7 separate regions of the Mus musculus genome follow, and regions 1, 2, 3, 5, 6 and 7 are each linked to region 4. A link is a loop called in an ENCODE intact Hi-C map of the cell type or tissue named here. Cell type or tissue: gastrocnemius. All regions are shown on one strand. Region 1 has its middle 31 kb from the start of Gm30588. Region 2 has its middle 50 kb from the start of Gm41499. Region 3 has its middle 5.3 kb from the start of Gm30474. Region 4 overlaps Runx1 (runt related transcription factor 1). Region 5 has its middle 13 kb from the start of Gm30695. Region 6 has its middle 2.8 kb from the start of Gm41499. Region 7 overlaps 1700029J03Rik (RIKEN cDNA 1700029J03 gene).

Region 1 (4,000 bases), 590 kb after region 4:
GGGATGGGATGGGATAGGGTGGGGTGGGATGGGGTGGGATGGGATGGGATGGGGTGGGGTGGGGTGGGATGGGGTGGGGGGGATGGGATGGGATGGGATGGGATGGGGTAGGGTGGGGTGGGATGGGATGGGGTGGGGTGGGATGGGATGGGGTAGGGTGGGGTGGGATGGGATGGGGTGGGGTGGGGTGGGATGGGGTAGGGTGGGGTGAGATGGGATGGGACGGGATGGGGTAGGGTGGGGTGGGATGGGATGGGGTGGGGTGGGGTGGGATGGGGTAGGGTGGGGTGGGATGGGATGGGATGGAGTGGGGTGGGATGGGGTGGGATGGGATGGGATGGGGTGGGGTGGGGTGGGATGGGGTGGGGGGGATGGGATGGGATGGGATGGGATGGCCCTCAGAATGGTGAGAAGCCATTTTTTAGAGCAGACTTCTTCATGAACTGTGAGACAGCCAGGGAAACAGATCAGCGCCTGCGAGTCACAAAATACCAGCACACTACGCAGCAAACCCCACTAACATCCTCTAATTGGGTAGAAAGTTGTAGAAAAGTCTAAAGTAGAGAAACATTTTCACAAAATTCTGCTTCCCCCCGAACTCACACGGTCACGAGGATGACAGGATCCCACGCAAGGAAGGAACACCTTAGGGATGTTGTAAGGGTTTTCACAGTAACTCTTAGAAGTTAGGAACCAGAACTTTTCACCGTTTTGCAGGGGGATTGAAATACAAAGTGATTTTTACAAACGTTTGGAGCTATCTCTCGGCGAGGAAAACACACCGTTTCCCTGTTTGTTCTTTCAATTTGCTCCACAGACCTTTCCCCCACACTGGTCCCAATAAATCAGTGCACTTCACCAGCACATTTAACGTTGGCCAGACTTTCAATTAGTGACTTTCTCCCAGGCAAGGCCAGCTATGGTCACACAGTTCTTTTCTTAAACTTCTTGCTATTCTCTGGCTCCCAGGAAGTGTGCACCTGTCAGCCAGCCCAGCCCCCACCCTCTCTCATTTTCTTAAAAGCCGGAACTCGGTTTCATTTTTCACTCTTGATTTTAAAGCGGTTGGAAAGCATGAAAGAGAAGGGGCCAGCAAGGGAGGTAAATAAATCTAATCACCGCGAAAAGGCGATGAAAGACCCGTGCCTACGTTTCCTCAATTTGTTCTTGAAATGATCCTTGCCACACTCATTGACTGAGGACCAGCTCTGGGTTCTCCAAAGAGAGGGTTCACGGAGCTGGGAACAAAAGAGCCAGTTCTTTTCAAACACCCATTGGAGTCATTAGTTCCCACCTTTTCCTCTTCACATTTCCAGGCACGGTTAATAAGTAGCTAAATTGACTTCTTTGAATCCTGTGCCTGCTCCTTTCTCTCGCCCACCCTCCTAGACGCATGTGGTTGCGCAGTTCATTCTTTAAGAGGAATGACACCAAGAAAGAAAGTCCTTGAAAAATGGCCACCAGCCACTTAAGAACTACAGACATTTCTAGTAAACTGAACAGCTAAACAGTGGCTGAAAGGGAGAAACGTAAAATCAAACTGGGCAGTGTGGCAGATCTTTCAAGTGCCAGGCTATGTCCCTGGCTCTTATTGTCCCTACGGTGGTCCCTACAGGACACTCCAGGCCTCCTGTAAGAACATACAACTGCCAATGCTCTTCTGACGGTTTTCTCTGGGGTGGTGATGGGAAGGCCTGAGGCGCTGCTGGCCAGGAGCAGCAGTTGGCCTCTAGACAGTGTGGACTGGAGGGCAAACAGACAGTCGTTCGGTCTTCAGTCTCACAGAGGGCAGCTGCTCTGCAAGCCTGTTCTGCTCTGTGTCCCAGAGACATGCCTTGCAAATGTGTCACTGACCACCTTAGCTTTGGGTAACACACAGCCATGGGAGAAAGAGAAATGTCTCCCCCTGGAGGACACACAGGCATGCTCGCTGCCCGTTGTATTAGACTTAGTCTCCCCCACACTCAGCATTCCACCCCATCAACTGCCTGGACCAAGCCGCGAGACCCACTGGAAGCCTTGAGGAAAGGGAGACTCAAGCCACGGATTCTTCAAGTTTCTTGCTGTTCTGTAGCTATATGATCTTTGTCCCTGTTGTCCTGGTTTCATTTCCTCCACCAGCAACCTTGACACCAGGGAAGGCCTGTCGCCTGTCAGAGGGAGGGGCAGAGGTCTTGCTCACTTCACAGGTCTCCTGCTGAGCGCATACCAGAGAAGTTCGGGAACTGAATTTCTGTTTGGTTCAAATTAGAATAGTCACATCCTAATAAGATTTACCTTAAAACTTTACTTCACTCTATGAATCACATAAGAACACGATTAAAACAGAATGCTTTAAGAAATGGTGCTCCAAGGACTTGGGGCTACAGAACTAGAACCTGAACCCACCCCCCAAATACTCAGTAATGGCACATACACCAGGGGCCATCGTGATAATACACTGACTGTCTACAATAGTAAAGTTGCTTACAAACACAGAATGTGACAAATCCTTTCTCCTAAAGGATTCTCTCTCTCTCTCTCTCTCTCTCTCTCTCTCTCTCTCTCTCTCTCTCTCTCTCTCTCTCTCTCTCTCTCTCTCTCTCCTCCCTCCCTCCCTCTCCCTTCTCCCCTTTCTTCCCTCCTCTGTGTTTGGATAGATACATAGATAGATGTATGATAGATAGATAGATTTATAGATGCATAGATAGACAGACAGACAGACAGATAGGTGATATGCAGACAGGTGATAGACAAACCGACTACATATGGTAATAATTGCAGCTTTTGCTTATCTCTTATGAAACATTTGTTTACTTTATGTCCTTGCTTGTTTGTTGTAGCACAAAAGAGTCCATCTCTCTAAGTGTATTCATTGCTGTTACAAATGGAGGGAAAATATAATTAACAGGAAAAAAATAAAAACTGTTATCACATGATGTCTTTTTCAGTTGAAAGGGACATACAAGGAGATAGCTGGCCATGGGACTGGCATCTCAGTTGAAGTCCAAAGGGTTTTCCTACCTCTTCATGGTAGACAAGTGGCCGTGACGACCCCACAGCCATACAGAAGTGAAGACACCGTTTCTGCAGGCTGCATGGACCTGGTTCGCTAAATTCCACTGAGATTCCCCCAGTCACCTGTCATTTCTAAAGATGCAGATGAGAAAAAAATTGTGTGGTGCTGCCTGCAGAATCACACCCCTCCCCCCTCCCCCATCCCATCCCCCCCCCGCACCCCCCCCCCACACACACTTAAAGGAAGAAAGCGGAGAGGCAGAGTCTGGAGGCTAACTTCCCCTGCTTCCGATGCTTCTCAGATTAATCTGAGAATGACACCACTAGGCTGAGGTAAGAAATGCAGGCAGTGGTGGCCACTCAACTCAGTACTTAAGGAGAATCTTCACATTATGTTACAAAGTAACATATTTACACCAGGGGTGGAGCTAATGTCCAAAACAAGCGTCCCCACCTATGATCATTCTGCTTGCTTGTTTGTTTGCTTGTTTGTTCTTTCATTTAAGACGTTTCAGTGACACAGACAAACATAATGAGCCATCTCTACTAAAAATAGAATGTTTCTTGCCTGGCCTGACTTGATGCTGATTTGTGGCGACTGGTTTTGAGGAGAGCAAACATCTTCGATACACAATCACTTATTGAGGGCCTGCGACACCCAAGGCCTGCTGCTGGATGTGCCAACTCAGAGGGACGTGACTCAAGCTGGTGTCTTGAGAGACTTTATTATGATACAGACATTTTTCCAAGATAAAAAATAAAATAAAATAAATACACAACTTTGTGTTTTTCCACAGCCTCTGAAGATTGATTTTTTTCCCCCAAATTCTCTGTAAAATGGAAATTCGGGGAGAAATTAAGATGTGGTTTTATTCACCATTGTTAACTGTGGTTTCTTACCATGGCAGGAGCCTTGGGAGTTTCCTCATTTGGGCCAGAAACAGCAGAGAGGTTCCAATCTCTGTGCTTTTTAAAATATGGTCTTTTCCATCTGTTTCTTAAA
Region 2 (4,000 bases), 310 kb after region 4:
AAACTTTACCAGTTCATTTTCAGTACCCCCCTCTGTACACACACACAGACAGACAAACAGACACACTTACACATAAACACACAAGACACATACATATTCACGCACATATATACCCGCATACATATATATAAATATCACACATACACACATACACACACTCACACACATACACACATGCTCACACACACACTACACACACCACACACATACACCCCAGTTTACATACATGTACACACACACACACACACACACACACACACACTCAATCTAGGAATCCCTTAAGCAGTGCCATCCCCAGTGGACTGTCATAGACGGTGGGTAAACAGTGAGCCTGACTCTTGGCAGGATCAAGGACAGAAAGGCTCATCCCCACCATAAAAGTGTCCTGGGAGTATTCCTGTCCTGATTTCCACATTTTAAAAAATAGACTCTTTTCTCATACAATAATCCCTGATTATAGCTTCCCCTCCCTCTTTTAATTTGGCATTTCATCCCAGATGCTCTCAGAGGTTGGTGTGGAAGGAACATGGTAATTAATACATGAAGACCTGGTAGATGCAACCGGGAGAGAAAATCTCAAACCTCGCCTTTCTGTCTGGCTTTTCTCTTGGGAGCCTCTGGTTGGTCTTGGCTGCCATACCCAGAAATGAACCCAACCAACTCTGGCTGAAAAAGACTTATTCACAGGATGCTCACTCGGTGTGCTCCCGTCCTCTCTCCTGACTTTTGGAACTGAGATTTAAACCACCCTGAGCCCCATCCCTTCTGCAGAATCTCAATGACTAATCTGTTCTTTCTTTTGCCAAAAAGAAAGGATGCTCCTCCTCTTCCGTCCACTCCCCCCCACTCCCCCCCCCACCCCACCCCCCACCCCCCGGCCAAGATCAATTCTGCCGGTATTTATTAATCGTCTACCACCAGCTAGACATCGGGCAGGCAACACTGACACCATGTCTGTTCTTGGGAAATTTCCCCTCCCATGTTCCTCTTTGGGCTCTATAAAACAGGCGGCCAGACTACTCTCTTTTGAACTCTGAATCCGTTTTCTCAGAAGAAGAAGAGCCCTCAGAAAGCTGTTTCCTGTCTCTGAGCTCCCTGTGAACTCGATGGTTGATAAATGCTCATCTAATTGGCCAAACACAACTTTAAACATTTTATTTAAGGAAATAAATCATTGTTTCATTTTTTTTTTAAAGTTCTACCTTTCTGCTCTTTCAGAGTTAATATTTGGGAGCTTATCACAAAATGAACTTGATTATAGGGGACACAAATTGGCCATCAGGATCACAATCCCAGTGCACTGGGAATCCTGTGCCTAGATAGCAGAGGAATGGAATTTGAATCTGATAATTGTTAATGACAGGAAAAGAAAAAAAAAAAAAGATTGTTTCTTCTTTGCTGAGCCATCACCCACCTGCAAGGAACAAATTAAAGATATTTACCTTTAAAAGCCTTTGAAAGCTATTTAAAGAAAAATAGACAAAAAGTGAAGTGGAGGATTGAGTCACAATTGAATTTGTTGAAGTAATTAAGTCCCTCCCTCCCTGAACAATTATGTTTAATAATAAACATCTAGGATGCCATTTTTATATTCTTTAGTGCCCTTCATGGTAGTGCTGTTATATAAGCTCACAAACTCAAGTGTGCTTTCCCCTCTTCCCCTAGCCTACCCGTGGTCTTTATTGTTGTTTGATTGAGTCACCTTGTAAAATTATAATCTTTTGTAGAAATATATTTCTAGATGAGCAAGCCCCTCTGGGCTCCTGCAAGCCTCACCTTCGCTGAGCGAGCGACTGACTGGCATGAGGAGCGCGCAGGATCGAGCTCTTGACCCATAATTTTCTATGAGAAAATGATCAGGAAAGCTGGCGAGGCAGCGTGTGTGGAGCCGGTCCAAGGGACCCAGCCTCCCCTCTGTTGTTTCAAACAGTCAACAGCTGCCCGGCCTGTTTTTCCCATCACACTTCAGGATTGCGTTAGAAAAAAATTCACCTTATAAAAAAAAAATCATGAAAACTGAGAACAGGGAAGCGACCGAGCGGAGGCCACTGTGTGGTGAGTTGCTGCTGTCATCCCGGGCTCTGCTCCTGGGCTTGGCACCTGCCCCAGGGGGCTGCATTCCCTGCCCAGCAGGGAGTTCCAGCTGACCTGCTGAGAATGTCCCGTGTGAGTCACCGCCTTTAACTCCATCAGCGCCATTTGCTGCCCACTTGGATGTTTCTGAACAGCTGCTTGGCTCTGAACTCATCCAGTAACTGGAAATGCGGCCGTTGTCTGGCTAATTTTCAAAAAATGGAGTCAGAGGCAGGGTTAGGGAGAAAGAGAAAAGCACAAACCCAGTCAAGAAAGACAGACAGCTAGCTATCTTTACCCCTCGATGGCTTTGAATTCCTTGGAAATCAAATGGCAAGGTCAAATAAACCCAGTTTGTCCCTTTCTTTCTTTCTGTCGCTTACTGTTTGCCTAAGGAAGTTGGGTGCGATCTCATATGGGATTTCATGGTATCTAAAAATTTACCTCCCTCAAGGAGCCTGTCTGATCGTCATGCTTTTAAACTTACCCATCCCGTTTTCCAAACACAACAGTGAATATTTCCCTTGCTCTGGAAACGTTTTTCACATTTGAAGTTCATTTTTAACTCCATCAACAACTTTTAAGAGGCTTCAATTGAACAAGTTTCTGGCCTACACATTAACCAGGATATTTGAGAAACATTAGACATGATCCCTGGATACAGGAATTTGTAATGAAATGGAGAGAGAGAGAGAGAGAGAGAGAGAGAGAGAGAGAGAGAGAGAGAGACAGAGACAGAGAGACAGAGACAGAGAGACAGAGACAGAGAGACAGAGAGAGAGAGAGAAACCCTGATTCAAATGGATTTCAAATGGATGGTCCAGGAACAATATGGGGGAGGTGGGAAGTGCCAGACGCCTGCTAGAGCTATTTGGGCTTCTGAAGTTCAGAGCAATGCTCTGGAAAGCTGCTTTTCAATCTAGAATGATGGTAACCAATATTAACAAGTGAAATTGAATTGACTCTGTAAACGTGAACAGTGTCAGAGCTGGGCACACAGCCCAGGGGTCTGTTAAAGGCTAAACACTTACAGGGTCACAGGGCTTCACTGGATGGGAAGTCTGTGATCATTGTGTGCATCTTCCTATGCATTAACACAGGCAGACATTAAAGAGAAAAATCTCTTCCATCACCAGAGACACTGCAGGGATGGCAGACAGTTCATAGGTCACGAATCCACTGTACTGTATCTGGGATCCAGTCCTTACTTGAAGGTGGGAGAGTAGATACATGGGAGAGAGAAGACACTTTGATTTGTGAAGATCTGATCTGCACGTTCTCTATTTCCTTTCTTGAAAGGAAATCTTAGAGGACAATAAAGAAAAACAGAGTCCTCTATTTTTGTCTTAGCTTTTCATGTGGCTGCCACAAAACACTTGTTAGGAGCAACTGAATAGAGGAGAGGTTCAGCTCAGGCCGTCAGAGACAGTCCACCACACCAGAGGCACGCTGGACAGACTGGCCTGGTAGGTGATCGAAGATTGAGGTGCAAGCTCACACAGCAGGAAGCAGGGAGCTAGGGCTGGAAGCAGAGTCAAGCAACCCTCATGAGCTCCACCCTGCAACCTTACATATGCCACCAGACTCAATGTCCAAAGCTTCCACAGTATCCCAATCTACGGGGTGCCAACCCTACATACACATACTCACTTACACACCCAACCACACATGCACATACACACACTTGCCACACTTGCCCTCTCTCTCTCTCTCTCTCTCTCTCTCTCTCTCTCTCTCTCTCTCTCTCTCTCTCTCTCACACACACACACACACACACACACACACACACACACACACCATGTAGATTCTCTGAGTATCCATTAAAGTTTCAGCATTTACCATTCATTTCCCTAGCAGTAAACATGCAAGGCTGTTGGTTGTTCATGAGCTTGTTCAACTCTAAGCTATTTATTCCAACTCACCGAGT
Region 3 (4,000 bases), 440 kb after region 4:
ACGGGGCGTACGCAGTGCTTCTAAGTCCAATCATCTTTCTTATCTTTAGTCTCTTTTTGTTTTGCTCTGAGAACAAATTGCTAAAGCATGCCAAGAGGAAACCACCCCATTAGAATCCCCTCACATAGAATCCTCGACAATACTTGCTGCCCTCCTGAGACTTTGGAGAATAAAGCTATACAAAAATGCACAGTCATGATCCAGGCTATGGTAGCACCTCCCAGCCCACTAACTGCTTATTGACTGATTGTTTGGTTGATTGATTGATTGTGTGTGTGTGTGTGTGTGTATTACATGTGTATGCCTGTGGGTACCTATGAATACAGTGGCCAAGTGGCAATCAGCGGAGAACTTGAGAGACTCAGACTCAGTCTTTCTCTTTACCTTGTAGGTCCTGGGGATTGAATTTGTGGGAGCAGACATGACAGCAAGAGCCTTTACTTCCGAGTCCTCTCACCAGGCCCTTGTCTCAATTCAAGTGAAAGCCACGTGTGAATTGGAGGGCCCAGTGCATGCGTCAGGGCAGGCAGAATCCCAGAGGCGCCTGTTTTGAGACATGAGATTATTCCAGACCTGCTTGTTTTAGTATGCTTAGTATGCCTCTGTCTCAGATGAAGGGGGGCATTAGCAACATGCAAGATTGAGAAGGAGAAGAGAGGATTCTAACCGAACATCAGCTTAGACTTTAATGCTAATTTTAGTCTTTTAAAAAGACATACTTTGCCGGGCGTGGTGGTGCACGCCTTTAATCCCAGCACTCGGGAGGCAGAGGCAGGCGGATTTCTGAGTTCGAGGCCAGCCTGGCCTACAGAGTGCGTTCCAGGACAGCCAGGGCTATACAGAGAAACCCTGTCTAAAAAAAAACCACACTTCTCAGGTACTAAGTCCCTCCTCAGTATGTGCGTGGACTGTCCCCAGGAGATTAACTATGGGGACTGACCTCCAGCTCCATCCTCTACTGTGATTCTGACCTTAGGTTACAAAGAACACTGGTGGGGAGCACTCACAAGGGGCATTCATGAGGAGTACTCATGAAGAGCACTCATGAGGAGAACTATCAAGGAGTACTCCCTCTTGGTTCCCCCACTGTGATTCTGCCCTTAGGCCACAAGGAGCACTCACAAGGAGCACTCTCTCTTGGGGGTTCTCCACTGTGATTCTGACCTTAGGTCACAAAGAGCACTGGTGGGGAGTACTCACAAGGGGCATTCATGAGGAGTACTCATGAAGAGCACTCATGAGGAGAACTATCAAGTAGTACACCCTCTTGGTTCCCCCACTGTGATTCTGCCCTTAGGCCACAAGGAGCACTCACAAGGAGCACTCTCTCTTGGGGGTTCTCTACTGTGATTCTGACCTTAGGTCACAAGGAGCACTGGTGGGGAGTACTCACAAGGGGCATTCATGAGGAGTACTCATGAAGAGCACTCATGAGGAGAACTATCAAGGAGTACTCCCTCTTGGTTCCTCCACTGTGATTCTGCCCTTAGGCCACAAGGAGCACTCACAAGGAGCACTCTCTCTTGGGGGTTCTCCACTGTGATTCTGACCTTAGGTCACAAAGAGCACTGGTGGGGAGTACTCACAAGGGGCATTCATGAGGAGTACTCATGAAGAGCACTCATGAGGAGAACTATCAAGGAGTACTCCCTCTTGGTTCCTCCACTGTGATTCTGTCCTTAGGCCACGAGGAACACTCACGAGGAGGACTCCCTCTTGGATGCCATGCTAGCATTGCTCTCACTTTTATCTATACATATCATTAAAAAATGAAATGTACTATAAAATTAGAACACCTATCTAGATATAGGAAGGTACAATTTAAGGCAATAAAGGTGAGTCTGTAGAAACTTTGGCTAATTGTCCTCAAACCTGCTATTTTAGTTGACTGGAAATATTCTCTACAACATTGAGTGTCAGCCTATCTGAATGGCTACAACATGTGAAGAGTTTAAAAACAAACTGTGTACCAGCCCAGACCCTGCTGTGGAACCCTGTTGTGATTTCTCCACAGGAATTTTACTCTGAAGTCTAGAAAAGATCACTCTGCCACCTATTGGCTTCAGTGTGAAATGTATCTGGTCACACCTGGCAGACAGGCATTCCCAGGACCTTGGACTTGAACAAGACTATCACATCAGCAAGAGTCAGAGGACCCATCTGGTCCCACACAGTGTTTGGTGGAGACAGAGCAGTCCCCGTGGTAACAGACAGCCTCACTCTGACACCTCAGCTTTGGCCACCATTCTGAGAAGGAGTACACCACTTCCTTCATCCATGCCAGAAGGGTCTGACTGTCCATCCACAGGAGGCCATTGTTGCTGAGCGAAACTAGCTGGCTCTCCAGGACATAGCTGGAACCCCACACTGGAGCAATCTCTGATTCTCTGGGCACATCACAAATGGATGGCACCCCATTCTATAAATGTGAAAGAATTCCCCTTGACCCTGACTCTTGCCCTGAAATCCTTCAAATTCACACGAAGGAGACTCACATGGTTTGGGTGGACAAGTCCGGGGCTGAATGGTGGATGACACCTGGTTTTCTTTTTCTGGCTCGAAAAGCTGGAGTAGCCACTGTGTTTTAAAAGCCTTCCTCAGGACATTGTGCAGCCTGCTTTTATCAGCACAATGACTAACAGGTGGGCCTTAAGCTCATCACATCTTATTAGGCCTGTCTCCCTAGCCCCCTGACACACAGGGCTAGCTCGATTTATTACTTCAGCAGCCCCTTAAACAGGTCAGTCTGACCCCAACTACACATCCCACGTGAAGGTCATAACTGCATGCTTAGTGGCTTCCAATATGGCCTCACCACAATCTGAAATCTGATTGTAACCTTCTCTTGTGCGCAGTTCTCTAGTGATTACACTAGCATCAAGACATCTTAGCTCTCAATCCCAGCACTGCACTTCCCTTGTTCTAACCTCTGCCTCCCCGTCCCCCTGCCCCTAGTATAACACACAGAGGGAAGAAGGGAGAGACAGGGAGAGGGGTGGAGTCTATAGCATAGGAAGCCGAAAGTGGCTCACCTGGATATTACCATAGAAGTCGGAGATTTCAAAGGCTCTTCTAAAGTCTGAGGACAGTTAATGAAGTGGGAGAAAATTAAGTGCAGGACACCAAATCCTTGGCAGTGATACTGAAATCGGGGTGCGGAGCACTGGGATCTAATTTCACATGTTTCAGGAACTTGTAAAGTTATGTTGGTCCTTTCAGTAGCTTATATCCAAAACATAATCTTCAGGCTCTAATGTCACCGCCATCGTGCCATCAAACTAACCCCTATGCAAGCACAAACTGGGTTGATAATATCCATCTATTAAGGAAAATGCACACAAGATCAAAGTATAGCCAAGTGCATTATGGAGAATTATTTATGTCTTCTAGAAGATTATCCTTGGGTGCAGTTTCTCATGATAAGAACCTGGCCTGACTTTGTTCTACAGAGTCAGAAAGCCTCCTGTATTAGATGCCGCTCTATTGCCTCCTTAAGTGGAGTTGAAAGAACAAAGCGTTTTCCAGAAGGAACGGGGCCCTATCTGTCCTCAGAGCTGCCCAGAGATCAAACAGGTCTTTTTAGCAGTTTTATTAGACATCTTCAGAGGCCTTCAAAAAATACTCGGTTTTATAAGTGGTGAGAGCTAGTGGGTGGGAACTCCTGCGTGTAAACAAGTGGAGTTGTCAATCATGACTGTTGAAAAGAAACTATTCCTTAACAGGGAGGGCTGTATGGATACACTTCTGGGTTCTCCTGTTTTGTATAATGATGCTTTTATATTAGTTTAAGAGGTGAGCTTTCCAACCACTGAAGTGTTCTTACGGTAAACAGATCGTGGTGGTGTACCATTCTGCATTGCTAGGCAGGAAAATATACAGAGAAAATTCTGTCCCTGGGCTTATTTACTGGAGTGGAACTGTGTGGTGCCAGGACTCTCCAGGCCAAGGTGTCAGTGGGATTTGTTCAAGGTTGCCAGGAAGAATCTGCCCTGGGCCTCTC
Region 4 (4,000 bases):
TTAAAAAAAAAAAAGTCAAACTCGATGACACTCAGGGTAGAGCTTCCCACAGCTGAGGACTCTGGTTTGGGAACGCTGGTTAAGTTTGTGGCTGATCCTGTGGTTTGGTGGGAGTTGAGCCGCAGTTGGGTCACACACACAGGCAGACTCGCACTCTTCGGAAGTCAGCCACTGTCTACATTGGTTGAGTGAGTCAGCCCAGAGTCTGGCAAGATGATCTTCCTCCAACGTCGCCCGGCGGTGGCTGGTTTTCTGCTGGGGCGCACAAATACCCACGAGCGAGCACCGTGTAACCGCAGCAGGTGGAGCGGGCCTGGGAGGAGGCACCGTAGACCAGTAGGCTCGAGTTACACACGCTCACTCCCACGCACCCTGCCACGCACACGCAACTTCACCGCTCGCCTGGAACTCCGGAACACTTTCTCCCGCAGTTGTCAAAAGAAACAATCGGAGAAAAGTTCACAGCCTAGAAGTTGAAACATCCAAAGCCTAGAAGCCGGTTCATTCAAAAGTAAGAAAGGGAAAATAAAAATAAAAATTAAAAAAAAAAAAAAAGGAAAGGAAAGGAAAACAAGAAGGTCCAACGCAGATCTAGAAAGAGCCGCAAAGGGTGACTTTCTTGCGTCTCGGGGAGCTCAGGATGGAAGTGCCAGCCGCGGGGCCGGGCAGCGTGGTGCCCTGGCTGGGTCCGGCCGCGGGGCGCCCGTCCTGCCCGCGCCCGCTGGCTCTATGAATGAGAGTGCCTGGAAATGAACGTGCTTTTACTGTAAGCCCGACCCGAGGAATTCCATTCCCTCAGCTCGTTTGCATAGAGGAGACCGACGGCCAATCACAGGCCTTTCCGGTATCAGCCTGGGCGCGGCCGGCTGCCGCGCTCCTGGAATTGGCCCGCGCGCCCCCGCGCGCTACTGTACGCTGCCCGGCCCGGGACTCGGTGGCAGCCCCTACCGTCCCCAGCTCCCGCACCCACGCCGACCCCGCACCCACAGGCACACGCTGCCATGTTTGCCCGAAGCCAGGCCCAGGTTCAGATCCCACGCCAGGCAGCCACGCGCGGTGCTGCACTCGCCCTGGGTGGGTTTGCCGGGCGCAGCGGCGCCACTGGTGGCCTCGGTCCTGGAGACCCCGAAACAGGAATCGAGAGACCGGTCGGGCTTGGGGACCGAGGGCTGCGTCCGGAGAAGCCCTGGGCCTGGAGATCAGCGGGAGGGAGACGCCCTGTGCTCCCTGGACACAAAGCTGCCACCGCGAGGCTTCAGGGACCTGGGCTGGCATCCGGGAATGGTCCCTAGGCAGCCTTGCACTGCAGTCCATGAGCCAAGGCTTGGGGTCCTGGGAGGACAGGGTGGGATTCGGCCGCAAGAGGGTTGGAGGGCTGATGGCCGAGTGGGGGAAGCTCTGAGCGCCTCCCTGGGCCAGACTAGCAGCTGAGGAGAAGTGGCACCGAGTCATTTAAACAAGGCCAGCCACTGCTCCACCGCAGAAGTTTTGGGTTTTAAGCATCCTCTCCTTCGCAGAGTTGCTTTATTTAGTGTCTTTTCTCTGCGGCTGGGCTGCGGCTTGATTACGCAGCGCGCCGCGTTCTGAGTGTGCGCAGCGGCTGGAGAGGAGATAGTTTTCTAACCAAGGCCTCAAAGAACTCTAGACTACAAAAAAAGTTGAAAGCATGGGGGACTCAGGCCACCCCGAACTCATGAGCTCGAATCCACCCTCCAGCTCCGGCGGGAGTCCGGAGCTCTCCTTCAGGCAACGAACCCACTCCGCTTAAGCAATGTAGGGGCACCTCCCCCACCTTGTTCGTCCCCGCGGCGCCGAGGGCATTTTCGCCGAAGAGCTTTAAGGGTCTCCTTCCTGCTTGGCTCGCTGCCGGCTACTGTCCCCAGCCGGAGCAGCTGGCCTGTGCTCCGGGGTCCCTTACTTCTCTTGGGCCTTGCTTCCTCCGGAACTTCTTACTACCCACTCCATGGAGCCCGCTACTGTCCACATATTGACCGAACCCCTCCACTTTCATCTGTGCTCGGGTCCCTGGCTGGTCCCCGCGTGTGTCTTCCTTCCACACGCATCTGCGCAGCCTGGGTTCCGTGGAAGAGGAAGAAGCTGTGGAGGTCCCGGCACGGAGGCCTTGTCTGAAGTTTGGGGTGGCTTCTCTTGCCCCAGGCGGGTAGGAGCTGGCGGCATGGAGGATCAGGCAGGCCTTTCACGGTCATGTCGGGGCTCAGACCGGACGCCAGGGGGCAGCAGCGGCCCTCGTTAGGCGTCCTGGGAAGCGGAGCAGGGCACTGGGCACGCCCCGACGGCGCGAGGATCAGTCTCACCTGGAGGTCCTTAGGGTCGATCTTGTGAGTTTGGGGACAGACATTAGGAAGTGGCCACCAGAACCCACCTGAGCGCCCCCGTCTCTCAGACCGGTGGTAGCCGGTCCAGCTTGCATGGGAATCCCCCGGCTGGTGGGTCTCTACTGTCGTGATCCACCCAAATTAGGGTCTCATCTCTTCTCAAAGCCTCTTTGCCTGGGCTCCGCCTTATGCTAGTTCAGGACCATGAGTTCCTCAGGTGTCCAGCGATTGTCAGCGAAGGCTCAACTTCTCCAGCCTTCTGTATTTTCCCGAGTGGGCCCGACTTTCCTCCTTCAGCACAAAGATCGTGACAGCAGGGCAAAGCTCAGTGCTCCCCTGGCGTTTGGGGGGATCCGGAGCTTTGGGAAGACATTTTTTCCTCCTTGCTTTTCTTTTAAAACGAATCTTAAAGAAGTCCCAATTCAGGGGTCGAATCCCGCTGCCTGCGCTCCCCTGCCAGGGCCACAGCTTCCAAGTGCAGCCAGGTTCTGGTGTGCCGTATTTACTGGAGAGTTCATGGCCAGTGGAAGCGAGACTCCCTCAAATAGCTAGCTAGACTCCCCTCAAATGCATTTTTTGAGCAGCCGACTTCAGATCTAGTGCTCCTGGAGCCACAGCCAAGCACATCCACACAGACCAACCGAGACAGGGCATCATCAGAACAGTGTGGCAGAGACAACGCTCGACCTTGACTCCAGGGGAAAGGGTGTCTCTCCGGCCCTTCAAAAGATTAAAGGAATCGCGTTGGGGTCAAACCTCAAACTGCGCATGGAGTTTAGGGTTGTCTGTCTGGCAGAAGCCTAGGAAAGACAGTTACATGAACACAGGCACCAAGTTTGGCTTTCAAGGTTCGCACCTTGAGCGCTGCTCAGCTGAGTTACTGCTAGTAACTCAGTTAGTTCGAAGCTCGATCAGGATAAAGCAACGAAAAACTGCAAAAATCCGGCCTCGGGCATCCCTGGACCTGTGTGGGTTGTCACTGAGCCACTTGACACGCACTTGAAAAACACAGACAAACAAAATCATCGCCCCGTCTTTGCTGCAAAATAGCAATCAGCAAGCGCGCAGCTGGGACTCTACCGAGGGGCACCATGAACGCGCAGTCCTTGCGGCTTTGGACAGAGTTCATGCAAGTCCTGCAGCGGGAGAGGGAAATGAGGAATTCCTTCCCACCCAGAGTGCGCATTTCACTGTCAATGCACACTTTCTCTCGCTTGCCTCACCAAGAGCTAAAGGAAAGGTTTACAACTTTCACTTCCAGGCTTCCCCCAGAGTGACACTAAAATTTACATGATTAAAAAAAAAAAAGGAAAAAAACTGCGAGGGAAAGATTTGTTTAAGCTGCTACTGTGTGACAGTCTGACAAATTTGTTGCTGGGGAAGTTTAAAAGTGAGCACAACAGGATTTGGACTTTCTACCATGAATTTTAAAAGTAGTGTTTGGTTCAGTGAGAGGCAGGCAACCATTTCAATGGAGGGCGGAGCGGTTTTATTGACTTATTCTTCTACATCCTTACGTGACTGGCTAACTGTAAGTGGTCTCAGAAAACTGAAAGTTTTGTGTGCTTATTCTATGAAATCATCTCCAAAATATATAATAGTTCTCTTAAATCAAAATTACCCTTCCAATATAATACTCTATCTAAATCAGATTCTAAGCATGT
Region 5 (4,000 bases), 850 kb after region 4:
ACCTCTGAGAAGAACAGACACCCCACCCCAACTCTCAAGTATCTGGGCCTGTGTCTTCTGCATTCTGTAGTTAATGGTTACACCTTAGGTGGGTGAGGGGAAGTCTCCACCCCAGAAAAGGATGGGTTTACTGCCTCGTGCGAGAGCAATGGGGATCCCACACTCACTGGTGTTCGGTGAGGTTGTAAACTGCCTACTTAACTACCTATGCCTCTCCAAATTGCTCTAGTGGGAGCTTTTGGGGGAGGGGGAGGTCAGGGGAAAAGATAATGACGTCATGCTCCCACAGCTTGCTCAATCTGCTTCATCTCTGACCCAGCAGTTTTGTGTTTTCTGCAGCGTCCATTGCATAGAAATAAACTCTTTTAGGGTAAAATCCAGAGCCTTCATAGATCCCAGATTGAATATGCATCTCTGCATCCACAGGTCACAGGCCCTGATTAGACAATGTCTGCAACTTAATCAAGTTGAATGGACAAGACCAAAGACAAAGGATTTTTCCCTCTATGAAGTGCAACTTGTCCAGGCTTTCTCCGTCTGGCCCCGCTAACATCTGGAGCAGGCGAGTCTCTGCCTGCCTGTGCATTGCACTATTTCATAGCACCAACATTGCACTGTGAATCTTAGTCATGTTCTGCCTCAATTGCAGCAATAAAAACTGACGCCAGCATCAGGCATCATCAAATACTCTGTAGGGAGTCAACATCAACACACACACACACACACACACACACACACACACACACGAAAAACAATGACTCAAGCTCATGCAAAGGATCAGACAGGAACAGGGAAAGCAGGCAAACAGGGCCATGCACTATAATTTACTGTAGCTTCAGATGCTGATATGTTAGAGAGAGATGAAGTACTGGACTCACGTTTCAACCAAGGCAGTGTATGACGAGTGCCATGCATGGCTGTTGACTGTGAATGTGTTTGTGTGAGAGCCATGTGTGGCTGTTGACTGTAAGTGTTTTCATGTGAGAGCCACGCACAGCTGTTGACTGTGAATGTGTTCCTGTGAGAGCCCTGCATGGCTGTTGACTGTGAGTGTGTTTGTGTGAGAGCCATACATGGCTGTTGACTGTCAGTGTGTTTGTGTGAGAGCCGTAGATTCCAGACAGGAGCAGCAGCCTCACTGCCTTACCAATGCCTCAGCCATCCTGTGATGTGAACATCTTCACACCACAGAATTTCACATGTAAAGACATAGCACGGGATAGCCTGTGCCTGGGCACCAGACAGTCTCTGATACACTCCATCTTCATTATTAATTTACTCATGAGTGGGGTGAGTTGGAAAAGGCAGGGAAGATGCTATGTAGGAACCTGAAGTTCACCTTAAAGGGAAAAGCCGAATGTACGTGTCACACTAAAACCCTCCAGAGGGCTGGCGAGGAGCCTGCTGGTGAAGCTTGCCTCACACGCAACAAGACCCGAGTTCTAATCCCAGAAGCCACGTAAAAAGCCCAACATGGCAGAGTGCACTTATAATCCCAGTGCCCAGGAGGACGAGACAGGAGGGCCCTGGCAGCTTGCTGGCTGGTCAGTCTAGCTGAATCAGTAAGCTCTAGGACCAGCGGGAGACCCTGTCTCAAAAAATAAGTCTGCTGAGATGACCTAGCAGGTCAGAATGCTTGCCATCAAGCCTCATGACTTGAGTTAAATCAATAAATAAGAGTTAAAAATAAAGTTGGGAACAATTGAGGAAGATACCCAACATGGACGGCTGGCCTCTGCATGCAAGTGTACCAAAACACACACACACACACACACACACACACACACACACACACACACACATACACCACACCCCCCTTTAAGCATCTGAAGCACACAAATAATAGTAGGAACTGTAATACTACATGTGCTAATTCCTACGTAAACCGTGAGAACACAGCCCGCCTACGTGTCTCGTTTCTACACCCAGAAGAACGCAGAGCCCATTTCAACACCCAGGGCCCTATTAACTTTGATAGAGCATTTTCGCCATCTAGTGGTAGCTTTGAGAGTTGTCTCCAAAATGCACATCCACTGTGAACTTAAGAGACCTCCAAACTGATGCTCAGCTGGTGCCAGATTTTTGTAATTTTGAAGGGAGGAAAACTAGTATATCATTTAAAAGCTGAGTGACTTCGAAACAAAAATAAACCAAATCAATATTTTCATCTTTAAAATATTCCCAGACAAGTAAATGTCACTAATTCTCAGAAATATTTTTAAGTGTGTCATAGTGTGTCATCTCGGAGACAGAGCACAGCAGGAAACCGAAGTCAAGGGTCAAAGAAGGGAACAGTAGGATGCAAAGGTCATTGTCACATCTCATAGGAGCCAGAAAAGAGGATTACATAATTATATTGAAAATATATATGCACACATATAAGAAATATATACATGCAATCTAAGATTAAAAGTGTTATCCCTGAAAAAATATTATCTGAGATAAAATGTTAAATTCATCTAAAGATAGACTGGATGCACCAAACTCAGATGTAGCTAGGTAATTGTGTTGATAAAAAAACATCTCTCTTTAGTACCCAGAGACGGGGCTCCAAGTGCTCGCTGCTCCTGCAGAGAAGTGGAATGTGTTGCTCAGCCTGAGGGATGACGTCAGCTAGTTCCAGGGATCAAACGCCCTCCTCTAGATGTTGCAGTCACTGCACATATTGGGGCACATACGTATGTGCAGGCAAGACACCATACATATAAATACAAATACATCTTTTAGAAATATTTTTTCAATCACATTTTTTGTCTTCGTATCTTTTTTTTTTTTAAGACAATGTCACTGTGTAACCCTGGCTGGCCTAGAACTCTCTATGCCAACCAGGAACTCACAAGAGATGTGTCTGCTCCTGAGTGCTAGGATTGATGAAAGGTGTGGGTGTGTGCCACCAGGCCTGACCTTTCTCCAATACCTTTCTTTTTCCAGTATAATGATCTTGTGTCTCTATTTCTCAAGCACTTTAGCTGTTCTCTTCCTTTCCATAATAATGTCATGGGAAATGCCCAGTTTCACTTGTTAATCTGACACACACTTGCCAAACGGCTCCTACATGCCAGGCATTGGAACGCCACAGGGTCTGGAAAGTGCCCTGTTCTGATGGGCATCCTGTAACTGGGAGGACAAGTGGCCCAGAAGCAAATATGTCACAAGTGATCCCCACAGGGCAGACCATTGTCTCACCTGATTCCCTGAGCACTGTGCGATGTGTCTTATTCCATCACACAGAGGATGAAAGCTCAGCCTAAGAACAGTGATGGGATCCAAAGTCAGATCTGGCTTCTCCAGGTTCCACCCTAACGACACCCACACATTTTCCTGTAACCTTTCTACAGTCAATGTAGCCAGCACACACTTGTGGCCAGGTATGGGTAGGGGATAATGCCAGGCCCTGGAGGTGCAGATAGGAATCAGGTCCTACCTCCACCAACAGAGGCAGCCTGCTCCAATTGGATCATGCAGTTGCAAAGTGCCCAAGAGCACACTTGCCAGAATTTATTCAAATTCAGCTACAACATACTGGGAGAATATTAACTCTAATTTAAACTTTTAATAAGAGTCTAGTTTGGAGGCTGGAGACGTGGCTCGGTGGTTTGGAGCACCTGCTGCTCTTCCAGAGGACCAATATCTGGTTCCCAGCACCCTCATGACAGCCCAGAATCATCTGTAACTCCAGTTACAAGAAATCCAACACTCTCTTCTGGCCCCTGTGGCTTCCTGCACACATGTGATACACATTGCACACATGTGATATACATGCATATATTTAGGCACATGCACACACAAAAAATAAGTATTTTTTAAAAGAATAAGTTTGATTTGTCAAAGAAAGTTATCTATTGATTCTGTGGTTTACTTGTACAAAAGAAAGATTAAGTTAGGGTCAATTTGTATTCTGTAGGGGTTTTCTCCCGTTTTATTTAGAGCCATAATGGAGCCAATTGCTAGGATTTTCAGGTCATCAAACAGCAACTGAAGTGGAACCATTGCCTCTGTG
Region 6 (4,000 bases), 260 kb after region 4:
TCTCACAAGTGTTACAAAACTGTGTCTCTGCCTACAGGGCGCATGCCAGTGTTAAACAACTACTGTTAAGATTTACTGGGGTTCATGAGAACCCACTGAGCCAAGAGGCCATTCTGCCAAAGGGTCACCGCTCTGTCTTTCAATCCTATTTATGTGTTGACTTTTGGTCTTTATCGTTGTTTGAAAGCAAACAAGGGATATTTCTCTTTGCGAAAGTTGATGACTTCAGGTGGAGAGAGAACAGCTGTGGCAGACGATTCTGGAAACACAGCGAAATAGCCTCTCTTCACATAAATGTTTATGGAAGCAGGAAGACTGAAGAAGAAAAACACAGCAGAAAATTGCATGACTCACAGGCTGAGTGCCTTCTAAATAAAGCATCTCTCCGAATTTCCCAGGAGATGCTGAATGTGAGCAGGCGGCAGAGCTCTGTGGGGCAACAAGACTGTGTTTAAACACCCCCAAAAAAAACCCCAAAACAAAACAAAACAAAACAAAAAACAGTGTACACAAAAGTCACTGGGGGGGTATTCTGTTCCTTTTGAGGTTAAAGAGAACCTCAAAGAAGAGAGCAAGAAATCCTGGATGCTGTGCCCCCCTCCATCTGCTGTTGAGTCCCTGTGCAGCTCTCAGCTCCTGGTTGGACCACTGTGCAGAGGAAGAGCTGTGGCCCAGTGCTGTGCCTCTTGCTGACTCAGAGATCTTCCTGTCGTAGAGCCTGGCCAACTGATGATCACTGAGTTTAATTTTAGATCTTGAGTGCTGGATCTGGGAATGTTTGCAAACTAGACCCAGGCTCCATTGACACTGGCATGTGAATTGGAAAGAAAGTTTGCAAGTCTTTGAGTCTTTACACTGCCCAGTCCATTGTACCCCCACAACATTGTGAATTTGGAATAAGCTAGAGGAAGCCGTCTTGGGGCACTACTTCACAAGTAACAGGCATTGCTCCTGAGTCTAGATCTCAGAGATAGAACTTCGTTCTTTATACTTAGTTTTTTATTCTTAGGAGTTTCTGACTAGGAAGATCTAGAAAGTTCTAGAAGGTTGCAGACTAGAATTTAATTTCCTTCCCACTCGAGTCAATAGGTCTTGAAGCTATTAGAAAATGTGTTAGAAATAGTCTCTAGGTTCTCACTGAGGCTTAGCAATTACAGCAATCTGATAGCAAGTTGGCAACGTAGAATCAGGTGAGCTAGTTAGAACAATCATCCTTGGTGCCTCCCATTTAGAAGCAGTTAAGCAATAAAACACTTCAAAGGGACAATCGCTTTCTACGATGGGTTTCCCTGTATGTTAAAGAGTCAGATTATTCAGTAAGTTGACCTGTTCTGAGTCAACTCCCACAAAAAATATGCAGGACACCCAGTCAACTGGATTATAAATGAACAGAAAGGAATTTTTAACTGAATACCTGTCCCGTGCTGTTTTCTTATTGGGGTTACCCCAGAAGACATCCAACTAGAGCAACTGTATATTTTAAATGACAACACAGGGAGGCCTGTGGGCTTTCGAAGTTACCATGTATTAAAAACACATTCTGAGTGTTTTCCTCCAAGAAGTGGGGAATCTAGATGAAGAAAATCTTTAATAGAAGCAAGAAGCTAGCTACTCTGGAAGGGTCCCACTCAGCCATTGACACATACTGTAGAGCGACAACCCAGAAAGCCAAGGTAGTTGGACTACAGAAAAATAGTGGGACAACTTAAGAAGTTCTGAGGTGACGCAACACTTCCCCCAGGCAGGATCTCAATTCCTACCATTCTGACTCCTTAACTTCCTTCAGTGTCTTCCATGGTCTCCCTTGAGGGCGAGAAAGGGAAGAGATAGGGTGGGGGTGTCCAGCAGTATTTTACTGTACATTTGTTTTGGCATTAGCTGAGTTCTAGACATGAAAACAATCCCCTGTTCTTAATTCAGTCCATGTGCGGCAGAGCCGTGCACAGGGAGATCTGGCTTTTACTAAAAGCTATTAACAAGCATGTTTGATCACAGGAAGTCGAGAGAGAGCAGTGCTTGCTTCTAAAACACAGTGAGTGAGTGCTGACCGGCCTCTAGAGGGAAGGCCCAGATTTGTGTGTTGGTCCTTTGGTAACCTACTGAGCTCCATCCAAGACAAGTAGAAGATGGGACCCGGAGGAAGATTCCCAAGCCAACCCCCAGTGTGGGCAAGAAGCCTGTCCCACTCTGTTCCGAGCACTTCCTTCCTGTCCAGGGAGGTGAGTTGCTGAGCCTGTTTCTGGGCAAGCGGCCATGTTGGGATATGGCCTTAGATAGCCTGCAGCTGGGCTGAGTGGGCGTCTGTCAGACTCAACATAGGCAGCTCCCACCGTCCTGCCTGGACAGCTGAATAGAGCTTCTGAGAAGAGCCTTTGATTTATTGGTGGCCCGACAGCCCTGGGTACTGCAGTTCAAGTTCCAGGAAGCAAAGCTGTGACAGATGAAGTTCTAAGTATACAGACAGTGTGCGTGCACACACGCACACACACACACACACACACACACACAGACAAACAGAGACAGAGAGACAGAAAGAGACAGGGAGACAGACACACATACACAAACACAGACAGAGAAACAGACAGGCACATACACACACACAGACAGACACACAGAGAGTGACAGACAGACAGAGAGACATAGACAGCCAGAGAGACAGACAGGTACACATACACACACACAGAGACAGACAGGAAGACAGACAGAGAGACAGACAGGCACACACAGACAGACAGACAGACAGACAGAGACAGACAGAGAGACAGACAGGCACAGAGAGAGACAGAGAGACAGGCACACACAGACACACACACACTCACACAGAGAGAGAGAGAGAAAGAGAGAGAGAGAGAAGACAGGCACACACAGACAGAGACAGAGATACAGAGAGACAGAGATACAGACAGGCACACACACACTCAGAAGACAGGCACACACACAGAGACACACAGACACAGAGACAGAGAGACAGACAGGCACACACACACAAGACAGGCACACAGGCACACACACAGAGACACACAAACACAGACAGAGACAGAGAGACAGACAGGCACGCGCGCACACCTCAGCAGTATGGAATGGAACTGAAGGATACCAGCGGTACAGGGTGCAGATTCTCCTACATGGGTGACATCACTGACTTGAGACCATCAAGGGACTAACTGTGTTAGCAGCACTGGACAGAGCCTGAGGTGGATTCTTTTTTGTTCCTTCCCACTGATTGTTTTCCTGAAGGGTGTGGGTTGAAGTCTGAGAGTGAGGGATCATAGTCTCTGTGGAGGAACCTGAGATGCCTTATTGCCGTACCCAGAGAGTCAGGACTGCTCTGCTTACAAAGACTACAGCAGCAAGGACTCACTCTTGGAGAAGAAACAGAAACCCAGACTCCCAGTTCCTGTTGATCCTATTTTTACTCTCTGAGTCTCCGTGACTCTCCATCTCCCTCTCTTCCTCTCCCCACCCTCACCCTAGCCTCGTTAGAATTCATACACACACCTGGTTTTCTATTTACTTTGGGGACAGAGGAGGTGGGGCCCAAGAAGGGAGGGCATGCTTGCTGGGGAGTGTCAGCATTTGCTGCTATAAGCGAGAAGAGGAGGGTGGGGGAGACTCTGCCCATCTCAGTCACGGGGACAGGTAGTTAGAAATATTGATGCGTTTGCATGTATCTGTTCATAACAAACAGTCCTCTCCATGGGTTGGCTGTTGGCCTCAGCTCAGATGCTTTGGCAATTCCAGACAGGTGGGAAGAAGGAAGATGGGGGAGGGGAAAGGCTGGGTTTATGGAAAGAAGTCTGACCAGTGGCTGAGGAGGCAGAGAACATATGATGTGTCTTTAGGATGTTAGGACCAGCACAATCTCCCTTTAATTTTAGCTTGGTCTTTTTACATGGGTAGCTCTGTCTGGACTCTCATATAGGCTCTTGAGCATGGGCACAGAGCTCAGTAATAAATTGCCCCAATCCGTGCTCTCTTGCACCTGGTACTCAGAATTTGC
Region 7 (4,000 bases), 760 kb after region 4:
GCAGGGGCAGGGGCAGGGCCAGGGCCAGGGGCAGGGGCAGGGGCAGGGGCAGGAATCAGAATCTGTAAAGTGTAGAATAATCCCTAGCATCAAGGCTGCACACAGGCAGCCCCTACCCAACCACTTCTTGATTAAACAGTCTGCTCACTCCCTATGGGAAACAGATGGGTCCTGGGAGATCATATAGTGTCCACTGAGACAAGTAGCCCCCAGCTGCTGCAAGGCCTCCTGCCAGACGCTCCGTCCTCACAGATCACAGGCTCAGGTACATGGCGTGCAGCCTTTGATCTGGGGGAGCAAGTTCTTTTCATCTCTGCCAAAAACAAGGGTCAGGGACCATCATATTTGCTCAGAAGAGACAATAGTATTCCCTTACAGTGTTGATCCAGGGCTGTGTTAATACCCTCCCTGCCCCCTGTCATAATATAGTCTGAGGAGACAAGACCCAGCTGAGCCACTGAAGAATGGCAGCCTGGAGAAGATATCATGTGAACCAGACGTGGCAAAAATGGTAAGTCACACTCGTGCAATAAAAAAAGTAATGTTGCTGGGGATTTGAGAGCCCAGCCATCACTTATAAAAGGTCTGGGTTCCAGGGCATGCTGGGGCACCTTAGCCAAGGGGAAGAACAAATTACTGCCTCTTGGTCTTCCTAGACAGAGGATGTACCACACCTAGTCGATTCCTTTGGGGTCTGAGAGACACTGACTTCCCAGCAGGGAACACTTTTCATACCCTATAACCCGATAACAATACAGAAGATGCCAGTTCGGATGGGAGAGGAAAGAGTGGAAAGGGTCCACAGAAGGTCCAGGCTACAGGGCAAGTGGCCGGCCCCAGTAGCTCCTCCCTGTGATCCAGCGGCCCTCGTGATAGAAAGTATCGCGGTGAAGCCAGCACAAGAACTGTGGAGTTTGGGGGATCTGCTGTAGGACTACGACAACCAAGAACAGAATTCTGGTATACCAGTGTGGGAGAAGAGGATGGGTCCTGTCGGTGCACATTCCTGATGGCGGTTTCCTGTATTCAAACGTACATGAACAGAGACACACTTCCTTCCTTTCTAAAAATAAATAGGTATTAGAGAAACGTGGCAAGTCGGCGGCATGGTGGGAGATCGTAGAAACTGGAAAGTTGTGGCAAGGGCTATAGAGCACTAAAGAGAAAGACTCCAAGCCTGCTCGTGGCAACTGGAAGAGGTGGAACACCCAGCCATGGCCAGTCACTCAGTGACCGCAAAGCCACACAGCTGGGCAGCCCCAGCAGCATCCATTGTCAGATGGAGGCTATGATAGCTTATGTTTGTTTTGTGGCTATAACTAAATACCAGAAGCTGGATAAACCTATAAAGGGCAAATATTTGCTTTATTCAGTAGAGACTGGGAAGTCTCAAGATCAACAGGTCGTCTCCTGGGCATCCAGTCCCTGGTCCCACACCAAAAGTTCAGAAATGGAAGGTCTGCATGCAGATCTCAGAAACTTCGTATGGAGATCTTTGGGCAATTCTGGTAATACAGGTCCTTAAGCCAGCGTCTCTGAGATCCCTGAGGCCGTAACAAATGACAAAACAGCAGATGCCAACACACAGGATGCTGAGTGCTTGAACACAGAGCTACTCACTCTCTGCTGAACTGTAGAACTCTTCATCTTGTTTTATGGCTGAGAAAACTGAAGCTAAGTCAAATCCCAAGGCCGTAGAACAGCCAATGATAAGAGTCAGTATTTGCACTTGACCTAACTCTAGATGCTTAGCCAGGAGGCCGTAGTCAAGAAAACTCTTGAAGGCAGTTAAGGAAAGAGAAGGGGGCTGAGAAATCTATAACCCAAGAGGCACTTGCAGCTCACAGGACCAGTTTACCTACAAGGAAGGCAATTAGTTTTGCCAAGTAACTTTTGCAGCGCGGCAGCCACTTGCAATAGCGCATGAGCGCCACCTAGTGGCCACAAAGAATTGCTGATACAGTAACCTCTGCCTGAGATCACCCAGGATCTGCTCAGTACAGACTCAGCTACTAAAGCTTAGCAGACGCAAGGTTCTAGATCCAGGAGGAGAAAGTCCTTCACTTTTAGAAGAGGTTCTTAAAATACAGTTTGATTTTAAAAATGAAAATAGCTACAAAAAGCACAGCCAGTGGGAATGATAGCACTAATAAATGAAAAAAAAAAAAGCCATATGCAAATCATTGGTGTGTGTGCTTATAAAGAACTTAGTGCAACTATAACTAACACTGTGTCCTGACTGGTCACTCCTGAGTCTTTAAGATGCCATCCTGCTGCCACTGTTACCCTAGGAGACCTCTGGGCCCCTTGACAAGATGAAAGGGGCAGAGGCATTTTGACGCCTCTCTACCCCATTTCCTTCCAAGGTCTACTGGACCCAGATGAACAAAGGAGTTGGAGACTTGTTTTGGCATGATTGACAGGTGCATGAACCATGCTAAGTAAAGGAAAATAGACACAACTAGACTGCAGAACATTCCTTTTAAATAAAATACCCAGGATGGGTCAACTGTTGAGTTTTAAATACACATAGTATGTACATGTGATATACACACACATCATACAGTGTATATACATGCATTATGTCATATCTTAGTCTTTTAGATAAGAGTATATGGGAATGTGGTAGTGAGTTCTTGGAACACCAGCTTAGCTGGATTAAGGAAGTCTGATGATGGATAAAGCATGATTATTCTTTAGCTCTATCACTGATATGTAGCCCCCCACCCCCACCCCTGCTTTGTGGGCTCTGAGCCTTTTCTCTTGTGCTGAGGGAAGGCCCCAGTGTCTGGCATCCCGTAGGAATCACTGAGCTGCCAGTCTGTGAGAAAGTTCCAGAAGACTTCCCTGATTTCATAGCTTGGGTGGAGCCGGCTTGCCCTCAGTGTGGGTGGACTTTATGCAGTCGTCATGTCCCAAATGGAACAAGAGGTGGGAAGGTGCCATTTGGGCTATCCTCTGCCCCAAGATATCAGGACTATGGGCTGTGAACTTCAGGATTCACACCAGAGACTCCAGGGCTCTAGGACAGGGCTCTCAGCCTCAGACTGACAGTTATACCATCCACACCTCTGCAGGTCTCCGGAACCTCTGAACTTGTGATTGTCATACAACTGACTTCCCTGGCCCTCTATCTGTGTATCACAGCCTCTCCTAGGCTCCCTAATTGAGAGAGCAAATTCTCTAAGTTATTTCCCATAACTCCTTCTCTCTCCTAAATAGAGATGGATAATGGCAGATAGAGATAGATTGGTGATAGATAGATAGATAGATAGATACATACATACATACATACATACATACATACATACATACGATAGGTAAATAGATAATAGTTATGGTAGATGATATAGGTGACTATAGATATAGATAGATGAAAGATAGATGATAGATGATAGATATAGCTAGATGATAGATAGATAGATAGATAGGATAGATACATATAGATGATAGATAGATGATAGATGGATGGATGATAGATGGATGGATGGATTAGGTAGACAGACAGACAGACAGACACAGATAGATGATAGATAGATAGATAGATAGATAGATAGATAGATAGATAGATAGATAGATAATGGATGGATGGATGGATGGATGGATGGATGGATTAGGTAGGTAGGCAGACACAAAGATAGATAGATAAATAGATGATAGATAGATAGATAGATAGATAGATAGATAGATAGATAGATAGATAGGATAGATAGATAGATAGATAATAGATGGATGGATGGATGGATGGATGGATGGATGGATGGATGAGGTAGGTAGACAGACAGACAGAGATATAGATAGATAGATAGATAGATAGATAGATAGATAGATAGATAGATAGATAGATAATGGATGGATGGATGGATGGATGGATGGATGGATTAGGTAGGTAGACAGACAGACAGACAGACAGATAGATAATGGATGGGTAGATAATAGATAGCAAGGGAGACAGATAGACAATACACACAAAGGTAACACAGACAGAGGAGGCATGGGG

What was found. A loop is a pair of places that touch in the nucleus more often than their neighbours do. Peaks named below come from ENCODE experiments on the same cell type or tissue, not always from the same donor. Only the 100,000 strongest peaks of a DNase experiment are listed, where the experiment ranks them.
Region 1: a loop joins it to region 4, with 13 times the contacts of the local background. A loop is called at or near these places in 26 of 42 quality-filtered maps.
Region 2: a loop joins it to region 4, with 2.7 times the contacts of the local background. A loop is called at or near these places in 3 of 42 quality-filtered maps.
Region 3: a loop joins it to region 4, with 13 times the contacts of the local background. A loop is called at or near these places in 17 of 42 quality-filtered maps.
Region 5: a loop joins it to region 4, with 2.9 times the contacts of the local background. A loop is called at or near these places in 11 of 42 quality-filtered maps.
Region 6: it touches region 4 in a loop (4-fold over the local background); 4 of 42 quality-filtered maps call a loop at or near these places.
Region 7: it touches region 4 in a loop (10-fold over the local background); 22 of 42 quality-filtered maps call a loop at or near these places.

What each region holds. Positions count from the first base shown.
Region 1 is chr16:93,291,313-93,295,312 of GRCm38, forward strand. No RefSeq gene overlaps it. Among named protein-coding and RNA genes, the nearest start is that of Gm30588, 31 kb to the left of the region's middle. In gastrocnemius, a CTCF peak has its summit at 1,912 (motif pointing left); a DNase peak (open chromatin) is centred at 1,899.
Region 2 is chr16:93,004,682-93,008,681 of GRCm38, forward strand. No RefSeq gene overlaps it. Among named protein-coding and RNA genes, the nearest start is that of Gm41499, 50 kb to the left of the region's middle. In gastrocnemius, no CTCF peak of the experiment used is centred here; DNase peaks (open chromatin) are centred at 1,901 and 2,105; H3K4me3 peaks cover 923 bases; H3K27ac peaks cover 2,450 bases.
Region 3 is chr16:93,135,383-93,139,382 of GRCm38, forward strand. No RefSeq gene overlaps it. Among named protein-coding and RNA genes, the nearest start is that of Gm30474, 5.3 kb to the left of the region's middle. In gastrocnemius, a CTCF peak has its summit at 2,059 (motif pointing left); no DNase peak of the experiment used is centred here.
Region 4 is chr16:92,696,591-92,700,590 of GRCm38, forward strand. All of the region lies in intron 2 of Runx1 (runt related transcription factor 1), which reads right to left. Among named protein-coding and RNA genes, the nearest start is that of Gm30281, 64 kb to the right of the region's middle. In gastrocnemius, a CTCF peak has its summit at 2,224 (motif pointing right); DNase peaks (open chromatin) are centred at 231, 869, 1,877 and 2,233; H3K4me3 peaks cover 2,332 bases; H3K27ac peaks cover 2,231 bases.
Region 5 is chr16:93,541,945-93,545,944 of GRCm38, forward strand. No RefSeq gene overlaps it. Among named protein-coding and RNA genes, the nearest start is that of Gm30695, 13 kb to the left of the region's middle. In gastrocnemius, a CTCF peak has its summit at 2,009 (motif pointing left); DNase peaks (open chromatin) are centred at 1,486 and 1,963.
Region 6 is chr16:92,952,199-92,956,198 of GRCm38, forward strand. No RefSeq gene overlaps it. Among named protein-coding and RNA genes, the nearest start is that of Gm41499, 2.8 kb to the right of the region's middle. In gastrocnemius, no CTCF peak of the experiment used is centred here; DNase peaks (open chromatin) are centred at 2,255 and 3,708; H3K27ac peaks cover 3,726 bases.
Region 7 is chr16:93,452,514-93,456,513 of GRCm38, forward strand. All of the region lies in intron 1 of 1700029J03Rik (RIKEN cDNA 1700029J03 gene), which reads right to left. Among named protein-coding and RNA genes, the nearest start is that of 1700029J03Rik, 4.4 kb to the right of the region's middle. In gastrocnemius, a CTCF peak has its summit at 1,939 (motif pointing left); a DNase peak (open chromatin) is centred at 1,928.